Linked DNA regions of Homo sapiens: region 1 is linked to region 2. Evidence: chromatin contacts called from ENCODE Hi-C or POLR2A ChIA-PET data. All regions are on one chromosome and are shown on one strand. The core of a region is the stretch at or near the end of the contact, and the rest is flanking DNA. Distances in the headings are between cores, read along the strand shown.

The links. Hi-C counts contacts between places; a loop is a spot of excess contacts on that map. ChIA-PET counts read pairs that join two places held with the same protein, here RNA polymerase II (POLR2A). Pooled maps may share reads with other maps.
Region 1: a map of dorsolateral prefrontal cortex shows a loop between it and region 2 (2.1-fold over the local background). The contact joins the promoter of KCNMB4 here to the promoter of LINC02821 in region 2. A Hi-C loop is called at or near these places in 2 of 168 maps with a recorded cell type or tissue (both dorsolateral prefrontal cortex) and 1 of 50 pooled maps. POLR2A ChIA-PET finds 5 or more read pairs at or near these places in 1 of 52 experiments (HEK293T).

Annotation. Positions count from the first base shown.
Region 1 is chr12:70,364,061-70,369,365 of GRCh38, reverse strand. KCNMB4 (potassium calcium-activated channel subfamily M regulatory beta subunit 4) reads right to left here and starts at 3,076. Exons shown (of 3, transcript NM_014505.6): 1 at 2,296-3,076. The coding sequence starts at 2,631. RefSeq lists a silencer at 3,021-3,260.
Region 2 is chr12:70,176,660-70,182,229 of GRCh38, reverse strand. It overlaps LINC02821 (long intergenic non-protein coding RNA 2821), which reads right to left and starts at 1,903. Exons shown (of 3, transcript XR_945070.3): 1 at 1,692-1,903; 2 at 1,280-1,339.

The DNA.
Region 1 (5,305 bases), core at 1,827-4,326, 190 kb before region 2:
CTGCTTATGTACATGACTCTGGCATAATATTTTTATTACATTGAATTTTTCCATCACACTGCCTATAAGAATTTCCAAATTGAGAATTTATTGGTCAAAAATAGAAAGGTGATGCTAAAGAACAAACTTACAGTCTATAAATGATACAACATAATTATAATCTGGATAAAGAGATATAAATTGGTTTGGCTGAGAAAACCTTGACTAAAATGAATAGGATGTTGTCCATGACTTCTGTAACATAAATATATTCTTCTCCAGTTCTGTCAGTTCCTGAATACTTTACTTTATAAAATGTATTTTGTTCAGGTACTTTTTCAAAACAACTGTTGCCAAGATCTGAACTGGCACTGGAAAAAAAATGATTATTTTCAGGGGAGAGAGAGATAAAGAAAAGAGAGAGGAGAAATTTTAGTATTACATAAAGCATTGGGATTGCTTCTAGGTAATTTAAAAATCAACGTCCCAATGATTTCAATTTACTTTTTCTGCCAGATACTTCAAACTGCCTGAAAATTGTGAAGCAGTCTTTTTGTAATAAATTATAATTTGTCCTTGTCTTGATTAGATATTAGCCATTTATTAATGTGTGTGTGCATATATATGTATATATAGATATGAAATTTATTAGTGCTTGAACCACTATCTTAAAATAATTAGCAACGTTTCACCAACTATAACAACTTCTAAATGATGAACTGCCATATAATTTCTAAATCATTACTACTGGTTGGCACTCATCTTTGACATTATTGATTTAATTCTAAAAAAAAAAATGTTTCTAAAACCCTGAGATTTCTTTTTAAATTCCTGAGCATTAAGAGGATCAAGTTACAACATTTGTCTTTGAGACGTTATCACCTCTTCAAGATCTTTAACATTATACTCCAAATTCTATATTCTTAGTCCTATATTTACTGCTTATGTATTATTGATATTTTTTAAGGTAAATCAATATTCATTTGTCGACAGGAGCATTTTTTTTTTGAGAGGAGTCATTCATATTTTTAAAAAGAAATATTTTCTAAATGTCTCAAATTCAAGAATTTACTGTTCAGGAGGTAAGACCACAAGTTTTATTGCAGAGTGACGGTAAGCTGTTTTAAATACTATTATAATATTAATGTAGAATTTTTTTCTTTTGGATTAATATAAATATATCTTGTTAGAGTTAACAGAAAGTTTTCCTGTGAACACAAGATGCATTCCCTTTTGGACTGTTTTTCTGCTTGATCCCTCAAAAAAAGGAAAAATGTCAGTAACTTTTAAAAAGATACATACCTTTGATAGTTAAGCAACAAGGAGAGCAGAAAAGATCAAGGGAAGTAGAAACGGAACCAGAACCAGGTGCACTACAAAGCTCAATTAGTTCACAGGCTAAGGACACTGCTTTTTATAAGTTATTTTTCTCCATTGGGAACAGTTTTCTGAGACTTCCTCTCTCTGCTCTCCATCCCGGGAGTCCTAACCAGGTTTTATCTTTTTTTTTTTTCTTTTTCTTTTTCTTCTTGCTTGCTTTCGAGACCAATAGAAGTTGTCAGAGAAGTCATATTAGGTACATTTCACTGAAGGTTTTCTATTTTCAGCAAGTTTTACTGTTCTCCAGACGACTCCTGACTGTCCCTAAACACAAAGGGTAACTAGGCTCCCTGTAGACTCTTTTGAGAATCTATTTCATGAAAACTAGGAGCCCTCTGTACTTCCCAAAATGGACCCGCAATATTCCACATTTGATTCCGGGTCGTTTGTCAAGCCACAAAAGCTTATCTTTGAACCCCAAGTTGAAAATGCCTATGTAGAGCGAAAAGGTGAGGAACTCTCTCACAACTTTCGAGAGTCCCCTCGACCTTTCAAGGAAGGTCATTCCATCTGAGTTCTAGATGAGACCAGCTGAAGCTCGGACCTTGACCGTGAGCTGGAGTAGGTGGATCCCCGCTAACCACTGGCTTTAAATGGAGGAAAAGTTAACTTTCTTGGCTCCTTGCACTTCTCCAAACCCAGTCCGGTAGGCGCAGGACCCGGACTGGGTCGAGGCCTCAAAATCTGAGACCAGGCAAGACAGGTTTTAAAGTAAGCCTCTGGGCACCACTGGTCGCCGCGCGTAAACCCACCTGAAAAGACCGGAGCCCTGGGGCTCCCTGATGTAGTCATTCCTGGTTTGAGCACAGCCTGCGCCACCTGGTCTCCTCCTAGCAATGCGAGCACACGCCGAACCCTCCCCGCGCGGAGTCTAACACCGACGCTGCCTCCAAACCTCCCTCGCGGGGAGCCCCTGGGTGCGCGGGGCGTTCTTACCTTGGGGTTGGTCAGGAGCTGGTGCTCGTCGCTGTGCAGCAGCGCCCTAGAGTTGGACTCAGAGTTGTTCACGTAGACCTGGACGCAGGGGTACTGCGAGGTGCCCCTGCAGTCGGCGCCACAGGTGAAGGTGCACTCGAACACCTCGCCGATCTGCTGCACCGACAGCACCGTGCAATTGGCCTCCGTGGCTTGCAGATCCTGCAGCGCGGGACTCAGCCAGCAGAAGCCGAAGATGAAGAGCGACACGACGCCGGAGATGATGAGAAACAAGCCGAGCCGGATGCTCTTGTCCTCGGCTTCCGTGTACTCGTAAGCCACCCGGAGCTTCGCCATCGCCCCCCACTCTCGGCGGCTGGCGTGCTCCCCCCGCCCCCTCCCGCCCCCGGCGCCGAGCCCGACTGCCTCGGGCGGGAGGAGCCGCCGCCGCCACCGCCGCCGCCGCGCGACAGCAGGGGAGTGGGCGGCGAGGGGGAGCGCGCGAGAACAAAGGGGCCGAGGCCAGCGACGCCCCCGGCGGCGGCGGCGGCAGCGCCCCCCAGCCCCCCAGCCGCCGCCTGGGCCCCGCGGTGCAGCAGCCGCTTCAGAGCCTCCTGCACCCTCGGGCGCGGGGAGCGCACGGACCGCTCCAGCTTCCAGCGCCCCCTGCCAGCCTCCGCCCCCGCACTCTCCCCGCCTCCCCCACCCCGCCTCCTCTCGTCGGGTGTCTCTCTGTCTCCATCGCCCGCTGGCCGCTACTCCGCTGACTCGCCCGGCAGCTGCCCCAAGGCTAGGAGTGTCTGAGCTGGGGCGAGCCCGGGGGCTCCCCCGTGCAGGAGGAGGCTCCGCCCCGCCCCGTCCGCAGCAGACCCGGGCCCTTCCGCCCCGCCCCGCTCCGCCCCGCCCCGCCCGGGGGCGTCTCCTTTGGGCGAGGGGCTGACGGGCACAAGCGACAGCGGCGACTTGCAATCGGAATCTTCGCTCACTCCCCTTAGAGGGACGTCCGAGATGAAAGATTAAGATCAATTTAGCTTAACCGGAGGGAAGTTAAAATAATAATAATAATAAGAGGGGAGGGTGGAGTTCAAGTGGAGCGGCGGGAATCTTGAACTCCAAACGAGTACTGGTCACCTGCAGGGAGAGCGGCCAGGCTCCGGGCGCACCCCGGGAAGCGGGCACGGGTGGCGGTGTGGGAGGACACGAGCCGCCCAGGCCGGGCGGATCGAGGTGAAAGCCCCAGGCTAGCGGTGTGCGCTGGGAGGTCCCCGGGGACGACTGAATCGCAGGTTCCCATGCCACGGGCGGGCTGGCGCGCGGTGGTGCCGGAGGCGTGACCCAGCCGCGCCCACGCCGCCAGCGGCTGCGCCCAAGGGAGCGCAGTAACCGTCCAGTCCCAGGACTTGGGCCTCCTAACCGTCTTGGCGCAGACCCGCGCCCCCTGACCCTGCTGAGGCCGGGAGGGCTGCAGGATTGGAGTTAAACAAGCTGAGTCAGGTGGAGTTTGCTGTGGAGGCAATGTGCGTGGGGGCAGGAGGCTGGACGAAGGAAACTTGCTGCTTAGGTCGTCGGTGACCCTTGTGGCAACTTAGGTCTCTGGCAGCCGAGTTGACCCCAACTTGATTTGCCCCCATGGCTGGGGCTGACTGAGACCAAAGGAAAAAGGTGGAGAGCTTTGCAGCCTGGAAAGAAATACCACTTTACCCATCAGAAAAGTACTCTTGCTTTGGGGCTCGCAAGAACAGAATCATTTCTGTCGTTTCCCTCCTTAGGAGTCTTGCCACCCCTGACCCGCCCCAGGATTTGTAGATGAGGTTTCCAGGAGCGCTGCTTAAAGCGACAGCGCCGGGCAGACCCACTTTGGGACAGGTACTGTTTCTAGACCTGTGTTCTGCTCTTAATTCTTGCCGTTGCTCCCTCCTCCCCCAATTACGCTAACAATGCTTCAGCCTCTATTGTTTTCGCGACCTTTTTAAAGTTAGAATGACCTTTTCCCAAACTACACTTTTATCATAAAATCAAACTTGAGAACTATTTATATGTACATTTCGAAGAATAAAATCAGAATATTAACTTCCTTGCAAACTACATAAACTTTTTTTGTTTGCTTGTAAGTCTCAAATGAATAAACTCTTAATTATGTTCCTGATGAATACGGAAACATGGAATCATGGAATTCTTGACTTCTCTTTCCTGGACTTCAAATGTTACTTAACTGGTATTGAGTACCTTTCGACTGCAGTTCTGATAACGTTATTTTGAAGCACTACATTATGACAGGTAACAAGTATTTCCCAGCAATGGGCAAATTAATTACAGGAAGATCCTAAGTGTCTTTTTCTCAATAAATTAAGAAGATGTAGAGTTTGAAAAACGTCCAAATTAGGAAGATGCTTTGTTCTCTAATACCTTTCAGGTTTTGAGATTTTCTTTTTTTAATTTAAATGTAAGAATTGTATTCTTTTCCTGTTAGCATAAAGACAATTGTGATTACATTGCTTAAAAGTGAGTTTAATAATTGAAATAGCATAACCGAAAATCACAAATCTTCAATCTGAATCTTTTTCCTATTGCAGGAAAAATAAAAAACATAGGAAATAATCTTTTTTTTCTATTGTTATAATCTTCTTTTCCAAGAAAGGAAAAGCTATGTCTAAGATCTGAAGCAATGATGAACAAATAACAAGATACAATTATTCTAGCTCAGTATGTTGAGGAACTGAAATGAGGCAGAATTAATTCCTATTAATGCACAGCAGTTGGGGGACTACCAATAATTTAATGAATATGGTTCGTTTTTCAATGATTCCAGAGCTCAAAGTCTTCTGTGAATGAAACCTCTGCCTCAAAACTGAAGTACGGTGGTCTAAGTCTAGGGAACAAAATCAGAAAATTCTATCTTATTTTAACTGAAATTCTTGAAGTTTTAAAATTCATTTTCTTTCAGTTCTGCATTTAGTCAATTTCTTTCTTGGCAATTATTCTTAAAGTATTTAAAGAAACTTGTGTCTTCTGTTCTCTAGACATTTTTTTC
Region 2 (5,570 bases), core at 654-3,153:
TCCACATCTAAATAATATGTTCATAATCCTATTTCTTGATTTGATAATTTTATACTTTATCTGTTGACTTCCTGTTATGGCAAATAAGGATTTATTTAGTTTTTTGTAGTTTTCCCCCTCCTCTCATCCTTCCAGTAGAGTTCTATCACAATATTTTGCTAAATCAATTACTCTGTGTTTATGTTATTAATACTATAAAAATATTGTTCCCTGCAAAGCTAAATAAACCTGTGCTTATATACCTTTTATTATATATTTAATATTTTTTTCCTAAGATTAATAATTGCCTGGTTTGTTTATTGGTTCATTTTCTATGTATCTACTCTTAATTTTTAAATATGCTCTACTAAATCTGTTATACGCCTACTAATATAATTTTCAGGTATTCAAAACAAAGATATTTTGCCCATTTCATCTGGAAACCTATGCCCTCTTCATCCATTTGCTCTGATTTGAACTGGTTATTTTCTGAAGTCAGCTATGCAGTTGACATTCTGGATCTTGCCCTTGACCTTTCTTTCTCACACTATATCCAGTCTGCAGGCAAATATGCTGCCTTTACCTTCAAAATGTATCTGGAGTCTGATCCCATCTCTTTTTTTTTTCTTTTTTTTTTTTGAGATGGAGTCTCACTCTGTTGCCCAGGCTGGAATGCAGTGGTGCGATCTCAGCTCACTGCAACCTCTGCCTCCCAGGTTCAAGTGATTCTCCTGCCTCAGCCTCCCAAGTACCTAGGATTACAGACATGCACCACCACACCCGTTACAGAAATGCACACCTAATTTTTGTATTTTTAGTAGAGACAGGGTTTCCCCATGTTGGTCAGGCTAGTCTCAAACTCCCAACCTCAGATGAGCCACCACCTGGGCCTCCCAAAGTGCTGGGATTACAGGTGAGAGCCACCACACCCAGCCTGATCCCATCTTGACCTCCTCTGCTACCATCCTGCCCAAGCCACCATCATCTCTCTTAAACACTGAAATAGCCTGCTTAACTCTTCCACCCATTCCCCCTTTCAGCTAAAAATATAGCACAGATCATGTCTCATATATTTATTAGTTAAGTGCAAGTAACAAAAGGAACCATATGCCATTTGGGAAATGTTTGTTTCTTTTTCTAAGTGTGTATGTAGGGTAAGGGTTTCGGGCGAAAGTTGGTGGTGGTGGTGAACAGATTACGGGTATGGGAATTCTATATACATTCTCACTGATTGGCCTGTAGCAGATCAATGTTATGGAAAACAGAAAAAAATTTTAACATTTCCACAATAAGTACTTACTATGCATTGTGAGGTTAAAGAAGTAGAAGAAGATTCTTGCTTGTGAAAATTTACAAATTTCTGTAGGAGATAAAACATGTACATATTCCACACCGAAAGAACAAAACAATATTTGATTATATGTAGAAACTAGTATTATAGACTCCTTAGAAATTCAGAGAGAGAATGCAACATTTTGGCTGACTAATAATATATTAAAAGCAGGATTTGAGTTTGAATTTAAAATATGGGTGATATTAATATTTTACTTCCAGTGACTGCAAGGAGAATTTTGGACTGAGATAATGATGATGACATTAAAGGTATGCAACAGGAAGTTTTATTAGGGTTCTCCAGGTAAATGAAAAACAATAAGAAATGTAAATATTAATAGATTAGATAGAGAAGAGAGTTATTATAGGAATTGGCTCACATTACTTTGGAGACTGAGAAATTCCATGATACGCCATCTACAAGCTGGAAAGCCAGGGAAGCTGGTAGCATCGTTCAGTCCAAGTCCAAAGTCCTGAGAACTTCAGGCAGTAAGGGGATGCTGGATTAAGTCCCAGTGTTCAAAGATCAGAGAACCTGGAGTTTTGATGTGCCAGGGCAGGAGAAGATGAGTGTCTCAGCTCCAGAAGAGCGAGCAGATTCAGCTTTCTCTTGCCCTTTTGTTCTATCCAGGCCCTCAGCCAATTGGATGTTGCTTATCCATGGGGGAGGGTGGATCTTCCTTACTGAGTCCACTAATTCAAATGCCAATCTCTTCCAGAAACAGCTGCACAGACATACTTAGGAATAATGCTTTACCAGTTATTACCAGCTGGGTATCCCTTAACTCAGTCAAGCTGGCATCGAAAATTAACCATCACAGAAATCTACACCCAATTTAAAGAGAATGTGGACCAGGACAATTTGATATGTAAGATTTGTGCCAAGGAGTAGCTGAAAATAAGATGAAATGGATAGATAGGTTTTTATTCATGTTCAATATCTAGTAGATCAGTTCCGCTTATCTTATTGATTTAATTAACCTTTGATATATCATGGGCAATTATAATAGTTCTCAGCTAACCCAAGAAAATAGATTTATTATTACCTCCTTCTTATAGATGAGGAAACTTGAGGCCCAAGGACGTTAAATAACTTGCCTAAGGTCAAAAGACTAAGGATGTGGTGTAGTTAATATCTGAACCTATGCAATCTCATTTCTGAGCCTATGCTCTTAAACACTGCCTTTACTGGCTTTCCTTGTCTATCATATATGTTACAAATATCTTTTCAATTTCTCATTCATAATTTTAATTTTGTATATGGTCTTTCTTACTGGATGATATTTAAAATTTTATGTGAGGCCAGGTGCAGTGGCTCATGCCTATAATGCCAGAACTTTGAGAGACCGAGGCAGGAGGATCACTTAAGCCCAGGAGTTCAAAGTTGCAGTGATTCATTGGGGCCTGTCAGGAGGGGCGGGGTAGGGGGAGGGAGAGCATCAGGAAAAATAGCTAATGCGTGCTGGGCTTAATACCTAGGCAGTGGGTTGATAGGTACAGAAAACCACAATGGCACACATTTACCTACGTAACAAACCGGCACATCCTGCACATGTATCCTGGAACTTAAAATAAAATAACAGACAAACAAAAGTTGCAGTGACATGATTGTGCCACTGCACTCAAGCCTAGGCAGCAGAGCAAGACTCTGTCTCTAAAATAAATTAAAATTTAAAAAATCACAAAATTTTATGTAATCAAAGTTTCAATATTTTTCTTAATTTTATTTAGTTTTGTTTCATAAGAAAGGCTTAGTATAAAGAATAATAAAACATTTCCTATTATATTTTCTTTTGAATTTTTAACTTTTATTTTTAACTTTATGATAATTAATCATGAATCTTTTATTGTATTTGTCTATGGCCTGAAGTAGAGATCTAATTTTACTTTTCTTCCAAATGGCTAGCCAATTATCCTCAAAATATGTCCTTTTTTAAATGACTTGACATGCCACCTTGATACAGTAGATGTTTAGAAATTTGCCAGTTGCTGGACATTCTACCAATAAGTGTTTCATTCTGGTTAAGAAGAATTCTTTTAAAAGTGTAACCCTGGAAGGAATATTAGTTAGAAACACTGTAATGTAAATTAGTTAGATAATACTGGGTATCTATTGATACCCAGCTGAGATAAATGTAGCTAAAAATAGTAATTTTGGCTCTGGAGGTCAAATCTTCCTGGGGACAAGGAAGTTAAAAGTAGAAAAGTTAATTTTTAATGTGGCATGAATGAGAGAAACTATTGTCTTCTTCACAACTGTTGTCATTGACAAAAAGCTCTCGCATTTTTTGATGACAATTACTGAAGTATTATCTGGCACCAATTGAAATAATACGGACTTATAATATGGCTTTTTAGTAAGCAAATCACTCCAAATTTTTCTAATATTTTTCAGCTTTAAACCAATGAAAAAGCCATAAAAATAGCCACAAGGATAAATAGTCCAATGAAGGCTCTTTCTTTGTAAATGTGAAACTAAGATCGATTTTGGGAGAAAATGTCAAATCTTTTCATTTCCTCTGGGGACAGCATTATGCAGGTATGTTAGTAGTCTTTCTGTAGAGTATCAGGAAATCCATCTGCAAATAATGAATAATTTCCTCCCATTTCACTATGTGCATGCTCTGAACAATTAATGTCCTTACTTGCCTTCACAATGGTTCAGTGTGATCTAACACAGATTGAGCCATCTGTCTGTGTTTTCTTCCATTTGCAACATTTGTTCTTCCTGCTGATCTGACTGCTTCTTTTCTCTGCTTTCTGATTCAGATTGAGCAAGCTTTCCCAGAAATGTACTTGTTAGCCAGAAGCAAGTCTCTTGGACTACAGAAATGTAAAATATTCTCCTACTATATTCATCCTGTTAGTAATGTTTTTAAAAACCTTTTTTAAAAAAGTATATTGCCTGGAAAGCATACTAGGTTCTTACAGAATTTTTAACCTCTTGGCAAAATCAAATATATGTAAATCTAAAATCACGTTTGGAAGAAATAAATACAATTTTCTGTAAATGTGGTCCTAAGGATCATTAGTGTCTTGTTCTAGTGAAGTTCCAACATTCCTTCTTAAGAAGAGCATCTCAGTACATCCAACTGGAATCAGCTGGCTTCCTCTTGAAGTACATTCTTTTCATGTTCCCTCAGTGAAAGTCTTTTGGTGATAAATCCTGTTTTCAATTTTTTTTGGATAGTGTCTTTATTTTATTTTCCTTCTCAGAAGATCTTTCAATTGTATATTATTTCATTATCTTCTGACTCCTTTTTTTAAAGCAATGGGGTCTTGCTCTGTTGCCTAGGATGGACTCAAACCCCCTGGCTCAAGCAATTCTCCCACCTCAGCTTCCTGAGTAGCTGGGACTACAGGTGCACAACACCACACCTGGCCCATTGTTATTATTAAGAAATTAAGCTGTCGTTTAATTGTGTCTCCTTTGTTGGGTAATCTATCATTTCTTTCTAGTTGCTTTTAAGATTTTCTTCTTGTCTTTGTTGTTTTGCAGCTTCACTCTATGTTGGGGTGGGAATTTCTTTTATTTATACTGTTCAGGATTTGTTGACCTTCCTGAATATGATAATTGATGTCTTTCATCAACTTTTTAAAATTATTAGTCATTATTTCTTTAAATATTACTTCTCCTTATTTGAATGACCTCTTCCTGGAAATGCTAATTAGCTCTTCTCACTCTATATTCTATGTTTGTAAACCTCTCTATACCTGTCTGTCTCTCTGAGCTGCAATTTGAATATTTTTTCAATTTTATAATCCATTCATTAATTCTAATTAGCTGTATCTAATCTGCTTTTTAACCTTTTGATTGAGTTTTAAATTTCATTACATTTTCATTTTTGAAGGTTCAGTATGGTTAGTTTTCAAATTTTCCTGATGAGTTTTGTCTCATTGATTTGTTTTTCATTGCTCATATTTGTCAATCCCTGTTATATTTCTGAAGACATAGTTAACAAATTTTTTTGTCTAATAGTTTCAATACCTGAAGTATGTCAGGGTCTTGTTATTCACTGTGTTGTTTACTCCTGTTTCTGATGGCTTATTTTCTTTTGTGTTTGTGATTTTAAAATTGTTATTAAATAATACTTGGAACTTTATCTGTAGAAATTCCTTGAAGCTAGCATAAATGTACGCTCCTCTAGGGAGAGGGGCCTATAAACACAACACACCCAACTCCACTTAAGTTTCACCTTCCATTAATGTAGATTTAGGCCCTAAATTCTTGTGAGGGTCAGAAAAAGGTCACAGTTTTC